Linked DNA regions of Mus musculus: region 2 is linked to region 1. Evidence: chromatin loops called from intact Hi-C (ENCODE). Cell type or tissue: gastrocnemius. All regions are shown on one strand. Links, peaks and the distances in the headings refer to the core of each region. The heading gives the core; the rest is flanking DNA.

The links. Peaks named below come from ENCODE experiments on the same cell type or tissue, not always from the same donor. Only the 100,000 strongest peaks of a DNase experiment are listed, where the experiment ranks them.
Region 2: it touches region 1 in a loop (1.8-fold over the local background); 6 of 42 quality-filtered maps call a loop at or near these places.

The regions. Positions count from the first base shown.
Region 1 is chr13:52,919,505-52,925,759 of GRCm38, reverse strand. All of the region lies in intron 1 of Auh (AU RNA binding protein/enoyl-coenzyme A hydratase), which reads left to right. Among named protein-coding and RNA genes, the nearest start is that of Auh, 7.0 kb to the left of the region's middle. In gastrocnemius, for the core only: no CTCF peak of the experiment used is centred there; no DNase peak of the experiment used is centred there.
Region 2 is chr13:52,847,250-52,853,504 of GRCm38, reverse strand. The region is part of intron 6 of Auh (AU RNA binding protein/enoyl-coenzyme A hydratase); the gene reads left to right. Among named protein-coding and RNA genes, the nearest start is that of Gm33315, 21 kb to the right of the region's middle. In gastrocnemius, for the core only: a CTCF peak has its summit at 3,005 (motif pointing left); a DNase peak (open chromatin) is centred at 3,836; H3K27ac peaks cover 1,619 bases.

The DNA of each region.
Region 1 (6,255 bases), core at 306-5,305:
TTTCATAGAGACTTGAGAAGTGCTCTTTGATAGAGGCTTTTCAAATTATTCATCTTATAGCAAAACAAAATAAAACAAAACACCATTTTGGGGGACTGGGAGATATAGCTTAGGGTGTGAAGTGCTTACTGTGTGCATGTGAAGCCTGGGTCCGGACCGTCAGAAGCTATCCAAATGCCCGCTGGCATTAGTGGCTGTAGGTTTTGTAATCTCATCGCGTTAAGAGGCGGAGAGAGGGAATCTTAGAGCTGAGCTAGCCAAAGCTGGCTGACTCTTGGTTTAGATGAGAGACATCAGCCTTGGTTCCACAGACAGACACACATATGTTGGTGTATTTGTTTTATTATTTTGTTGGGTTCTTCTACATCTTCCTTCCTTCCAACTTTTAGTCCACCATAATCCCTCCCAACCCCCAACACTAGGTGGGAAAGAAAGCTTAGAGGGGAAGGGGGCATAGATCTCTTTCAGCTAACAAAATCTACTACTTCTTGCTGATTAAAGGCGTTGGGTTCCTTGAGGCAAGTCCAGTTTTCATTGTCAGGATATCCAGCAGCCCAGCAATAGCAAATGCAGGGGTAGCAGCACCCACCTTCTTTGGAGCACTGGCGCCCCTCTTGGGACTCTGGTATTTATTCTCTTTCCAGAATCCTCAGAGTTAGACTGCCTGCAGCAGGCAAAAATCATGGCCCTTTTAGAGTACAAGACAATCATAGTTGGCAGCTGTGGACAGACTGAAGCAGCACATATCCCCCACCTGGGATTAAACCAAAACAATAGAACTGGGTTTTTAAAGAAACCAAAACTCGCACCACATACACACACTCACTCACTAACTAATGCGCACGCATACATGCACGCACATGTTTTTGTTTCGTTGAACTTTCTGGGCTGATTTTTGGTTCCCAGTGTTGTGGATTCTGGTGCCTTTTGCCTCTCTGTTCCTTTGCATTTAGTTTGCTCTCCTTGTTCTTTTAAGATAGTTTTGCTGGCCTGGAATTAAGGTCTTGTTTCAGCCTCCAGAGTGCCCAGGCTACAGGAGTGCACTACTACGTGTATTAAGGTCTTTTCACCCCCAGTGTGTCTGTCCTACTGATGTTCCCTTGAGCTTGAGAAAGCTCCGCTGTGACTGGGTGGAGCTTCTGCAGTCAGTGAGCTGCAGCTGGGCCCGTCTGCTGGTAGAAGTGAGTTTCTGGCTGCAGTGCTGTGAGGCATGGGTTTGTCTCTTCTCTACATAGCTCCGTTGGTTCTTCTTCGGGTGCAAGGGCATTGGAGATGATGATGTCTTAGAGGAGTGGGATCCCTGCACTATGGAAGGCTTTCTTTTGGGAGGCCGTGTCTTGCTCTGAATTCAGCTCCAGCTCCCTGCCAGCATGATTTATCTTAAACAAATGTGTCTTTAGAGCTAGACACCAAGTCTTGCTTATCATCTACTCTGATCATCGTATCTATCTACCTGTCCATCTATCAATTCATCCATCCATCCATCTGTCTGTTATTGGTGCTGGACCAAAGTTCATAAACTCAGGGAGGCTAAGTTCACATAGGTCAAGTGTTCCACCTGCTGAGCCATATCTCCAACCTGGATCTCTAGGTCCTTCAAGCCTGAAGTTACTTCTGAGATCATTGGTTATTTTGTATCACGTTTGTGCCTTCTGTTGTCTTGTTAACCGGTTTCTTCACCCTCAACCCTTGGTCTTCTGTATTTAGGTGTAAGTCTGTATCATTTTGGCCTCAGATAAAACAGAAACAAATTAAATCAAACGATACATAAAAGAACTACTTACCACAACCATGTGGGAGTTACTCTGGGGATGCAGGTGTGGGTCTTTATTGAAATGCATTTAAAGTAATTCACCACAGGGGCAGACTAAGCAAGAAAAACCACAGTTATCCCAACACACTCAGAAAAAGCATCTGACAAAATCCACCACGGGAAAAACTCATTCTAGAAACTGAAGAAAGAGTCCGCCACCTATATAGGGCAAAACGTGGACACCAGCAGCATCAGACTTGAGTGAGTAGGGCCGTGTAGAAAGGCAGGCTTCAGGAACCACAGAGCGGCTGCTCATGAGGTTGCATTATTGTCTAGCATGTTTGTACATTCTGTTGCCGTGTTCAGGGCTCCTTCAGCTCCACCCTCTCGGTGTTCGTGTGTGTCCTTTGCTTTTCCCATGAGGTGGCACCTAGCTATCCTAGCACTTTGGCTCCCTCTGCCCCACCTACTTAAGGCTGCTGCATTCTGGAGGAACCCCCCCAGGTCTTGTCTTTTGCTGTCCCGTTGAAGGTTGCACGTTGATACTGCTTTGATGACCAGAGTGGTTTTTGTCTGTGCCTCGCACGCCTAGAGCCTAACTGCTGTTTCACTGTCATGGCTTGGCTCCTTCCTCCTCAGCCCTTGTTCTGGTTTTGGTCTTTTCTTGGTTTTTGCTGCCTTGCTACTTTTCAGGTGGGTTTAGCAGCGCTGTGTTCAGAATCAGGGTGTGTTGAGTGGATGTGAGGGAACTGTGTACGAGCTTTGGCTTACTGTGTAAGGACAAGTTTAATTTGTTCAGGTCTACTTTTCGGTTTTCAGAATTGTAAGAAGTGTCTGCCAGTGTGAATTGCCCAAATCTTGCTAAAAGTCAGTCATTTAGTTATTCTTCTGGCCTCTCCTTTTTAGCTGTTTCAGAAATGTGATGTCTTCCCCTAAAAGCTTTTAGGAGTGTCTCCTTTCTGCTCCCTTCCTAATGGGCTATTTTTTATGGTATGTTTATTCTGTCTTTTTGGCTGGGTGGTGTTGGCATAATGCCTTTAGTCCTAGCACTTAGAAGGCAGTGGCAGGTGGATCTCAGAGAGTTGAAGGCCAGCCTGGTCTACAGAGTGAGTTCCAGGACAGCCAAGGCTACACAGAGAAACCCTGTCTCCAAAATCAAACAAAACCAAACCAACAAAGAATGTTTTTTATGGTAGTGGTGCTTTTTGTGTGTTTGTTGTTTTGGCTTTAATTGTTTCTCTTTTAAGGAATTGTTAAGTTCTAAGATGCCTGTTAGAAAAGCAGCTACAGGGCTGGAGAGGTGGCTCAGAGGTGAAGAGCCTTTATTGCTGCAGTGAGGACCCAGGTTCTGTCCTCAGCATCCACACAGCGGCTCACAACCTCCAGTTCCAGGGCATCTGATACCCTTTTTTTGTGGCATCCAAGACAACAGGTACCCATGTGCACACATGCCCAGTTTCTTTAGTGTTCACACCTTAGGAATGGGTGATAATTTCTAATGCTGGAAGCAGAGAGGATGGAGTTCTGTGGTTTGATGTTGTTACCAGTGGAGTTATTTTCTAAAATTATCTTTAGATGATTCACTGTTAATGTATCAAATGAAAATGTTGCTGAATTCATTAATTAGCTCTGTAGGTTTTTCATGGGCTCTCTGGGATTTCCTTCACAGGGGACCCTGTCCCCTGTCAGTGGACATAATCTTACTTCTCTCTTTCCCATCTTGAAGTCACCGTGCTCTTTGTCTCTCTCCTGCCACGATGCCTTCCCGAGGCTCTCAGCACCGTGCTGAGTAGCAGTGGGGCCTTATCTTGTTGTTCATCTTTGCTTGAAGACTGTCTTCCTGGAGTTTGATGTCAGCTCGGGTTTGCCCCGGTGTCCTTTGTCACATTGAGCTAAAGTCTTACAGGTTGTGTCTGTTGCTTTCTAATCAGAGGGCCCTGTGCCTGTCAGGATCTTCTCTTCAGTAGTAGAGATGGTCATAGGATTTCGAGCACTTGCTAGTGTTGCTTCTGTCAATGTGGCTCATCGCCTTGATTGGTGGGCGTTGCCTTTGGCTTGTGTGTAAGGTACGTATAAACCTAGTTGGTCTTTGTACTTTTAGATCTTGATATTTGTTAAATGATTCTGTCTGTCTTAGGGCTTCTATTGCAGTGAAGAGACACCATGACCAAGGCAACTCTTAAAAGGCAAACATTTATTTGGGGCTGGCTTATACTTTTAGAGGTTCAGTCTATTATCAACATGTCCGGAAGCATGGCATCCTGCAGGCAGGCAAGGTGCTGGAGAGTTTTACATCTTTTGCACTGGGCAGAGCTTGAGCATAGGCCCTCAAAACCCACCTCCACAGTGACACACACTTCCTCCAACAAGGTCACACCCACTCCAACAAGGCCACACCCACTCATGGTGCCACTTCTCATGAGCCAAGGCTATTCACACTAACACACTGTCAGAGTTTTTGGAAAACTGTGTGAAGGTACATTTTAAGGTCTTTGTCCCACCAGAAGTGTCTCTTACACTGCTAGTTGCTAAAGCCAGAAACCCAGTAGATACTGCTAGCCCTGCCTTCCAGGGTAACCAGCCCTCAATCAGGTTTGCATTCCCACATCTCGAATAAGTCTTGAATCTTTTCAGTTCCCTTGGTTTGTACTGGTGTCAGCCTCCAGATGGGCAGCCCTGCCCCGGGATCACATGAGTATGTGCATTGTGTAGAACCAGTTTCTGTTAGCTGCTACTCCTTGTTCTTAGGCTAAAGAGAACTTTGATCTTGGCCTGCAGCCGTTTTTTGACCTGTGCTGACTTCTTTACTTGGTTGACCGCTTGCTCTTCTCACCCCTCCCATCATGCACTCTCCGTGGCTGCTTTGTGCTTCCTTCTGTGTGTCCTCTGCCCCGAATTCAGTCTCTCTATTATTCATTTTTCATGTATGTCAAAATATCTGTATTGTACAGAGATAATGTAAATAAGGAAGGAGTTGTTTTTGGGCTAGTGGCTTCAGAAGGTTCATTCCTTGGTGGTTTGAGCCCACCATGCATTTCGGCAGAACACCTTACTGGTAGGAATGTACCGTGGAGGAAGCTGTTTCTCCTCCTGGAGGACTGTGAGCTGAGGGAAGGAAGATAGGAAGGGGCCAGGGAAGATATAACCCCACACTCAGTGACCCATTTCCTCCAGCCAGGCCCCCCCCCCCCCCCCGTCTTTGCTACTTTCTCATAATGCCATCACACTAAGACTCTATCGGGGGTGCCTTCATTCCCGTCAGTAATTCATAAACAGGCAGGGGTGGTCACAGCCACCCCTAGAGGTGTCCTTCAGTAGTTCTGGGCATATCTTAATCCAGTCGAGCCTCTTTCCAATGGTTTCCTCTTTCCTACCTGCTCTTCCTTCTGGCTCCTCTCAGCAGTGCCTGGAGGAACCTTTCCTTGACCATCTTCCTTTGCCCCAGGCCATGCCAACCTGACCAGAATCACCAGGTGATTGGTGGGTATTTCAGGTGCCACTGAGCACTGTCGTGTGGGCTCAGCACATCTGGCCCGAGCTGCTAACTTTTCTTGACATGGAAACCGAAGCTTGGATGTAGTGCAGCCACTTAGGTGTGGAGTCAGAGAGCCACCTACACGATAACGGCAAATCCTTAACCTCTGCAGCCTACCTGGGGCCGAATGCTGGCTACCTGTCAGGTTGCTATGGGATCAGTGAGCTAGCATACCCAAGGCTGTAGGCCCTGTTGGACCACAGCCCTCAGTCACTGCAGAAGGCCTTCAAACGGTCACAGCCTCAGGCCCTGCAAGCTTGTCTCCACCCCGAGGGGCATCTGGACTCTGGACGTGTGCATCTTGCTTTGATTTAAGTCAGGAACAGATAAGGCCCACACCCAGTGCTGGAGAGGGCATTTCTGACTCCCAGTGGACGTGTGTGCTTAGGGGGAAGGTCGAGTGCAGGTGGATAGACCCGCAGAGCTAAGAGTTAAGGCCACTGAATTTGGGTATTTTGCAAATAAGGGATTTTACATAAGTGGTGAATCCTGTGCTCGGACCTGCTGCAGCTGGGGTGGCCAGCTTGGTTTAGATGAGTGTTCAACAAGACAGGGAGTGAGCAGGGAGAGCCCGGGTCTCAGGGGAAAGAAAATGAATTTCATTTTATTTGGGCCGAGTCCTCATTGCCTGTAGATCTGACTAGAAGTGTTGATGGGCAGAGGTCAGGAGGAAGCCTGGCATAGAAGTACTAAGACTGGTTCATCAGCAAGGAGCAAGGAGCTACCTGCAGCTGCAACAGCGCCAGAAAGCAGGACAGAGGCCTGCATGCACCCAGGCCCTGCTGAGCTGAGCCAGGAGCCAGGGGCAGGTGGGAGAGTGGCTGTCACCAGAAGGACAATGGTGAATGAAGGCGGATCTGCCCGGCTCTCCTGCGGGCTCCCTGGTCTTCTCAGAGATTCAAACCTGGAAAACATTGCAGAGGCCTTTGAACTGAAGGACCCATGACGCTGGCATTCTCCCCTTAAA
Region 2 (6,255 bases), core at 829-5,828, 73 kb after region 1:
ATGCTGGGATCACGAAAGTCACGTCAGTCTGATAGGGGCTTAGAGGTAGCTCACTGTCCATCTGCTGTCCTAAGATGGTGACTATCACCAAAAGGGCATAGCGGCATGCGCTGGGAACCCTGATTAATTCAGAAGGTATGGGTGAAGCGATCTTTGAGCCCAGGAGTTTGAGAATAGCATAGGCAGCACTACGTTGTCTCCCATTACAACAGGAGGAACAGATGTAGTGGAGGACAGCCTGATCCACCACTGTCTTGGTCAGGGTTACTATTGCTGTGATGAAACACCACACCCAAAGAAACCTGTGGAGAAAAGCGTCTATTCAGCTTTCATTTCCACATCTCTGTTGATCACTGCTCGTCATCAAAGGAAGTCAGGACAGGAACCCAAGCAGGGCAGGAACCTGAAGGCAGGAACTGTCGCAGAGGCCATGGAGAGGTGCTGCTTACTGGCTTGCTCCCATGATTTGCCTCAGCTTGCTTTCTTATAGAATGCAGGGCCACCAGCCCAGGGATGGCACCACTCACAATGGGCTGGGCCCTCCCCCGTCAATCACTAATTAAGAAAATGCCTTATGCTGGATCTTATGGAGACATTTTCTCAGTTGAGGTTCCCGCCTTTCAGAGACTCTAGCTTGTGTCACGCTGCCATAGAACTAGCCAGAGCCGCTGCACACTGGAAGCCTGGGAAAGTCTATTTAATAAGCCCCAAACATGGCGGCTGTTTCTTCGGAGAGAAGAAAACAGCGGCTTCTCAGATTCCTGCTGTTCTCCATTAGACACTTCAGGCTGGAAAAGGTGGAACTTTAGGGAAGGTGCACACATTACCAGGTTGTTTTCTAGCTCTAGTGGTGGTCAGCGCCACAGTCAGACACTACCAAATAGGGGGTGGGTGGTAGCCGGGGAGGTGGCTCAGTCTGTACAGTGAGTGCCGTGTAAGTCTGAGCACCCAAGTTCAGATTCCCGGAACCCATCTTAAAAAGCAGGGTGTGGTGGTGTGTATTTGTGATCCCAGCCCTGGGGACACAGAGGCAGGGAGATTCCTTGGACCTCTCTGAGTATCTGGGAAACATCTGTGTGCAGAAGTGACCAACAAGTTCTAGCCTCTCAGGTGAGCAGAAGGTCAGAACCCGGACTGTGAAGTGCACAGTGGGCCCGCTGAGTGATGTAACTAACGGGTCCCTTGGCAGACCGGTCCAATGTGACTACACAGTTAAAACAAAACGTCAGAGAAATCGGGAGAACCTGCAGCCCAGCCCTCCAGTGGCATCAAGGACTAAGGTGGGTGGGTGGGGCTTGTGAGCTGGGGAGCCACAGTCTGGATGCATCCATCTGTAGACTCTCCCCCAGAAGGCAAACCCAGGGCAGTTTTCCGATTTTCTGCATTTGATCTAGAATGTGGACTGCAACCCCTTTGGGAGTTGAACAACCATAGGGTCACAGGGTCACCTAAGACTGTCTACGTATCATATATTTATGTTATGATTCATAACCATAGCAAAATTGCAGTTGTGAAGTAGCAATGAAAATAATTTTATGGTTGGGGGTCACCACAAGAGGAACTGTATTAAAGGGTTGTAGCATTAGGAAGGTTGAGAACCACTGGCTTAAAGACTTCTCCTCCCTCCTTAATTCCTGAAGGACAGGGATGATAAAGACTATAAATTTTAAGGAACCCTTACATTTTCAAAAAAACTCCTACGGCTGTGTGCAGGCAGCCGACAGAATCAGCCCAGCTGATAGGATGATTCCGTAGACTCCCTTAGGACTGCTTCCCATGTCCCGGCCACGCTGTGCCTCCTGCCGAGCCCTGTCTGGGTCAGTGTTCAGAAACAGTGTGCCCTTTGCCTCATTTTCTTCTGTACCATTTACCTGCTGTTCCTATCCCGTAGGCAAGCCAGCTTTGTCACCACGAGGGCCACGAGCAGAAGGGTCACCACACTGATAAGGATGTGCTTGTGTGAACCCCATCCAGGCACGAGGCCCCTGCCAGCTGTTTCAGTGACCACTTGCTGACCTGCACCAGGCTCCTCTTCCTAGCCCTGTCTGCTGTTCACAGCGTGGCTCAACTCTTGTGCTCACGTTTCTAATTACTATAGGCGTTTTAGAATGTAAACCTTTTATAGTAAGGCTTGGGTCAGAGACAGCCCGTTGGGAAAAAGCCCTTGTCTGCTCATTGTCCCCATGCAAAGAGTAAACTTCAGCCTCTGTGTCTCCAGGGTCAGAAATAACAAGTGTGGATCAAAGATCCAAGTGTAGAAACCCGAAGTGAAAAACTCACAACAAGGGTCAGGGGAACGCAAGCTTTCTGCTCCCGAGGCAACAAGTAAGATTTCGGAATTATCAGGCGCCAGAAGCGTCATGCATTTGAGAAGAACATAGAGATGTGTGGCCTTCTGCGTCCCAGAGTTGGGGCCACAAACATCAGAGACTACGTTCTGAGCTCCTGTGGATTGTCTGTCTCCTTGTCATTCTTCCACGTACCTTACAGTACGGCACCTCCTGCATAGTGTCGCATTTGTCTAATCACCCCCAACAGCTTGTGCACGTGCAGGAGAATTGGCATCCATCCGATATACTGTATTGTTTACATGAGGGACATTAGAATTTACCTGCAGCTAAACCAGGGGTCCTGGAACCGTTCCCCTGACCCGCAGGGCAGCAGCCAGATCCATCTAAGTGGAAAAACCTCTGCTGTCAGAAGATACTGTTAGGGTGGAGTTGGGTCAAGGGTGGGGTGGATGTGTACACTACAGGGGCCTGACTGATGGCGGACCTTGTGCCTGCAATATGCAAAGGACCCTTGAAACTCACTAGGAGGGAAATACAACTGGTTGAAGAAAGAGCCAGGAGATTGGAGCACATCTCCCTAAGTGGAGGGCGGCAGATAAGGGCATGAGGAGGTACTGAGTCTCTGCAGTCACGGGCGTATAGACTCGCATGCAGATGCCATGGTCAGAGCGATGGCTGGGCAGACTTAGGTGCTGCCATCTGCAGTCAGGGCTGGGCACTGCTGTTGGCGTGGGGCATCTGGAACTTTGATGCACTGCCTGTGAAATGGTAGACACAATTTAGGGAACACTTCAGAGTTTTGTCCCTCCACCTGAGCAGTGTGGCAGAATCTGGTCTGTGACAGTGGTCTGTGTGAGTCTCCCGCACAATTATTTTCACAGCTGCAGGAACATCACCCTTGCTTTCTCCTCCATTGCAGCATCCGTGTACCCCACCCTGTGTAGGTACACATGGACTTTGTTTTCCTTTCTTTGCAGTTCAAATAATGTCACGGGAGAAAGCTTTGCGTACTGTGTCACAGTGTGTCACATAGCACGTCCCCAAGACTGGACTAGCCTGAACTCTGAAGGGTAGGAGTTCCAAGGGGTTGTGGAGATCCTGCTAGCCTCCTTCCCCGACCTTAGGTAGATGCTGGTCTGCCACATGACTAGGCCGTTCGGCGTCTATGTACCTCTCACCTCTCTTCCCTAGCCAGATTGGCATTTTAACGTCTGTTTGAGGCTTTGCCCTCTTTCCATTTTAACCTGCTAGTTTCTGTTTCAGGATTTCTGACTGTGAGGAATCGGTTCCTTGTCTGAATGTTTCCATTGGCAATGCTTTTCTCTTGTTTGCTGGTTTCCCCCTTTGTCTTCTTAAGCTTTACACAGTTTGGTTTTGATAGCGCACAAGCATGCGTTACTGGTTCCAGTTATTATGAGCAAGTGCCATTGTCTGGGCCCACTCACGTGTCTGGTCAGCCAGACTGTGTAGGACAGCTGGGTGGGGAGGCCCGGTTCCTGTGCCCGGCATCCTCCCGCAGGCTGGTGCTGACACAGGGCCAGAAAGAAGAACACCTGCGGGTAGAGCCCAACCCTGGCTGGGTCTGCACACGAGTGCTTTCACACATGGCGGGAGCATCATTGCTGTGGCTGTAAGCAGGAGCAAGAGCAGCCTGGTCAGGGAGGGTAGTGACAGTCTCCACAGCCTGAGGTGGGTGCAGTGTGGAGGGAGGAGCTGCCAGGATCCAGGCTTTGCCCCTCTCAGCTCATGCACACCTCTCACGTGACCACTGAGCACGTGACTGGGCCTGTGATCTGTGTCACCATAATCACCCACAGGAGATTAGTGACTGAGGAGCGGGTTCCTGTTTTCAGGTGGCATGTATTCACTCTACGTGATTAGGGTTCTGTTGATATTCTGTGTATGTGCCTGTGTGTGTGTGTGTGTTGTGTGTGTGGTATAAGTGTGTGTATGTTGTGTGTGTATTATGTGTGGTATATGTGTATATGTGGTGTGTGTGCAGTGTATGTGTATGTGTGGTGTGTGTGGGTATATGTGTGGGGTGTATGTGTGGTGTGTGGTATATGTATATGTGGTGTATATGTGTGTGGTATAAGTATGTGTATATGTGCGTATGTATGTATGTGGTATATAAGTATGTATGTGTGGTATATATGTGTATGAGTGTGTATGTGTGTGCATGTGTGTGGTATGTGTCTGGTGTGTATGTGGTGTATTTCAGTGTGTGGTATATGTGTATGTGTGTGTATATATTGTATATGTGTATGCATGGTATGTGTGTGTATGAGTGTGTGTGTGTGTGGTGTGGTATATGTGTATGTGTGGGATGTGTGTGTATGGTGTACTTTGGTTGTTTCCCTCTTTTGTCCCCCTTTCTTTCCTGGTAGTCCACTTCCTCTTGTAGGGTAGTCCCTTCTGCATGTCCCCCCTTCCACATGAGAGGAGCACGTGAGCAGGCCAGCATGCAGTGTTTGTCTTTCTGAGTCGAGCTTATTTCCCTTAGGGTGACATCTCTAGCTCCATCCACCTTGTGGCAGATGCCATGATTTCGCTCCTCTTTATGGCCAAATAGCACCCCAGTGTATGCCTATCACAGGCCCTCTTTATCTGTTTCTCTGCTGATGGCACCAGTGCTGAGGCCATGGCGTGGCTGTTGTGACTGTTGCTACAGGAAGCACATCTGTGAAGGCATCTCTCTCATCTGCTCCTGTATTCCTGTGGGCGCCATAATGAGTGGAGTGCCTGGGTCACAGGGGAGATGCACAGTCCCCTTGGTGTGCTCCTGGGTAAGCACAGCCCCCAACCCCCAGCGGTGTAGAACTCAGAGGATGGGCTGGCACTGTGGCAGGGATGGTACTGCCCTGTCTTCCGGCCTGCCACCCATACACTCAGCAGCCTAGCTAAGGGGCTGGTCGTGAGATGTGGGCAGAATGGAAACGCGCCAGCCTTAGGCTAACCTCCAGGTGTGCTCCAAAGGAGTTCAAAATATCAAAGCGCAAAAGCATGAGCCCAAACTGCAGCCTTGCCAACCCATGAACTACCTCTGAGTTTCCCACGATGCTGCGCTCATCTGGGGAGCCGAGCTTCGGAAAGGGAACTGTGGATGGGGAGGGTGGGGGCTTCCCTTTTGGCGGTGCGGCCTGGGGTAGGCACAGGGAGCTGGCACTCGTGTTAGGCATGGGTTTTCCCATGTGGTGGTTTAGGTGAGGATTAAGGTGCTCGGTGGTCCATTTTGTTCCTGTGTTTGATTAAACTGTAGAATGTTGTTTGCCTTGCTTTTCTGTTTTTCTTGAGATATGACTCAGAGTTTTGAAAACCTGACCAGTAGTTGGATATGGTTTACAAAAATAATGTTTCCAGTAAGTTCGAGTTGCCTCATCTTGCCAGACTATGCCCCAGAGAATGCTCACCCAGCTTTCTTAATGCAAAGCAGTTGCGGACTGCCTCTGTAGGAAGACTTTCCTGTGCAGGCATCCACAGAGAGCCTAGTGGTTTCCCTGGTGACCAGTAGCCCTGACTGGTCGGTCCATCCCGGTGACCCCTGGAGCTTGGTGCTTGTGGACATTTGCTCGTTTTGCTCTCTGTTTTTCGGCCGGCAACTCCACGTGGACTGTTCCCAAGCACATGACCTCAGAGAGTTCACAGTGACAGTGTGACAATGGCCAGGCCTTAAAGCAATGCATAGTAGGGAGGGTATGTTTCCATGCAGTGTGTGAGGAGCAGGCTGCCCCCCAAGAGGCGCAGATGACGCCCCTCTCCCCTCCAGCAGCGCTTGCTGGCTGATCTGAGCTCAGCTCTTCACTCAAAGCTTTCTGCCACTGTCCGTGACATTCCAGGGCTGCCGCAGTCAGTTTCAGACTTTCCCTTCGTTATGCTCGCTGAGCCTCTGTCCATCCAAGGAGAACTAGATGGGGAGTTGTGAGGCCCTGGCCCCTGATGGTGAGGTAAAGCAAGAGACCCCGAT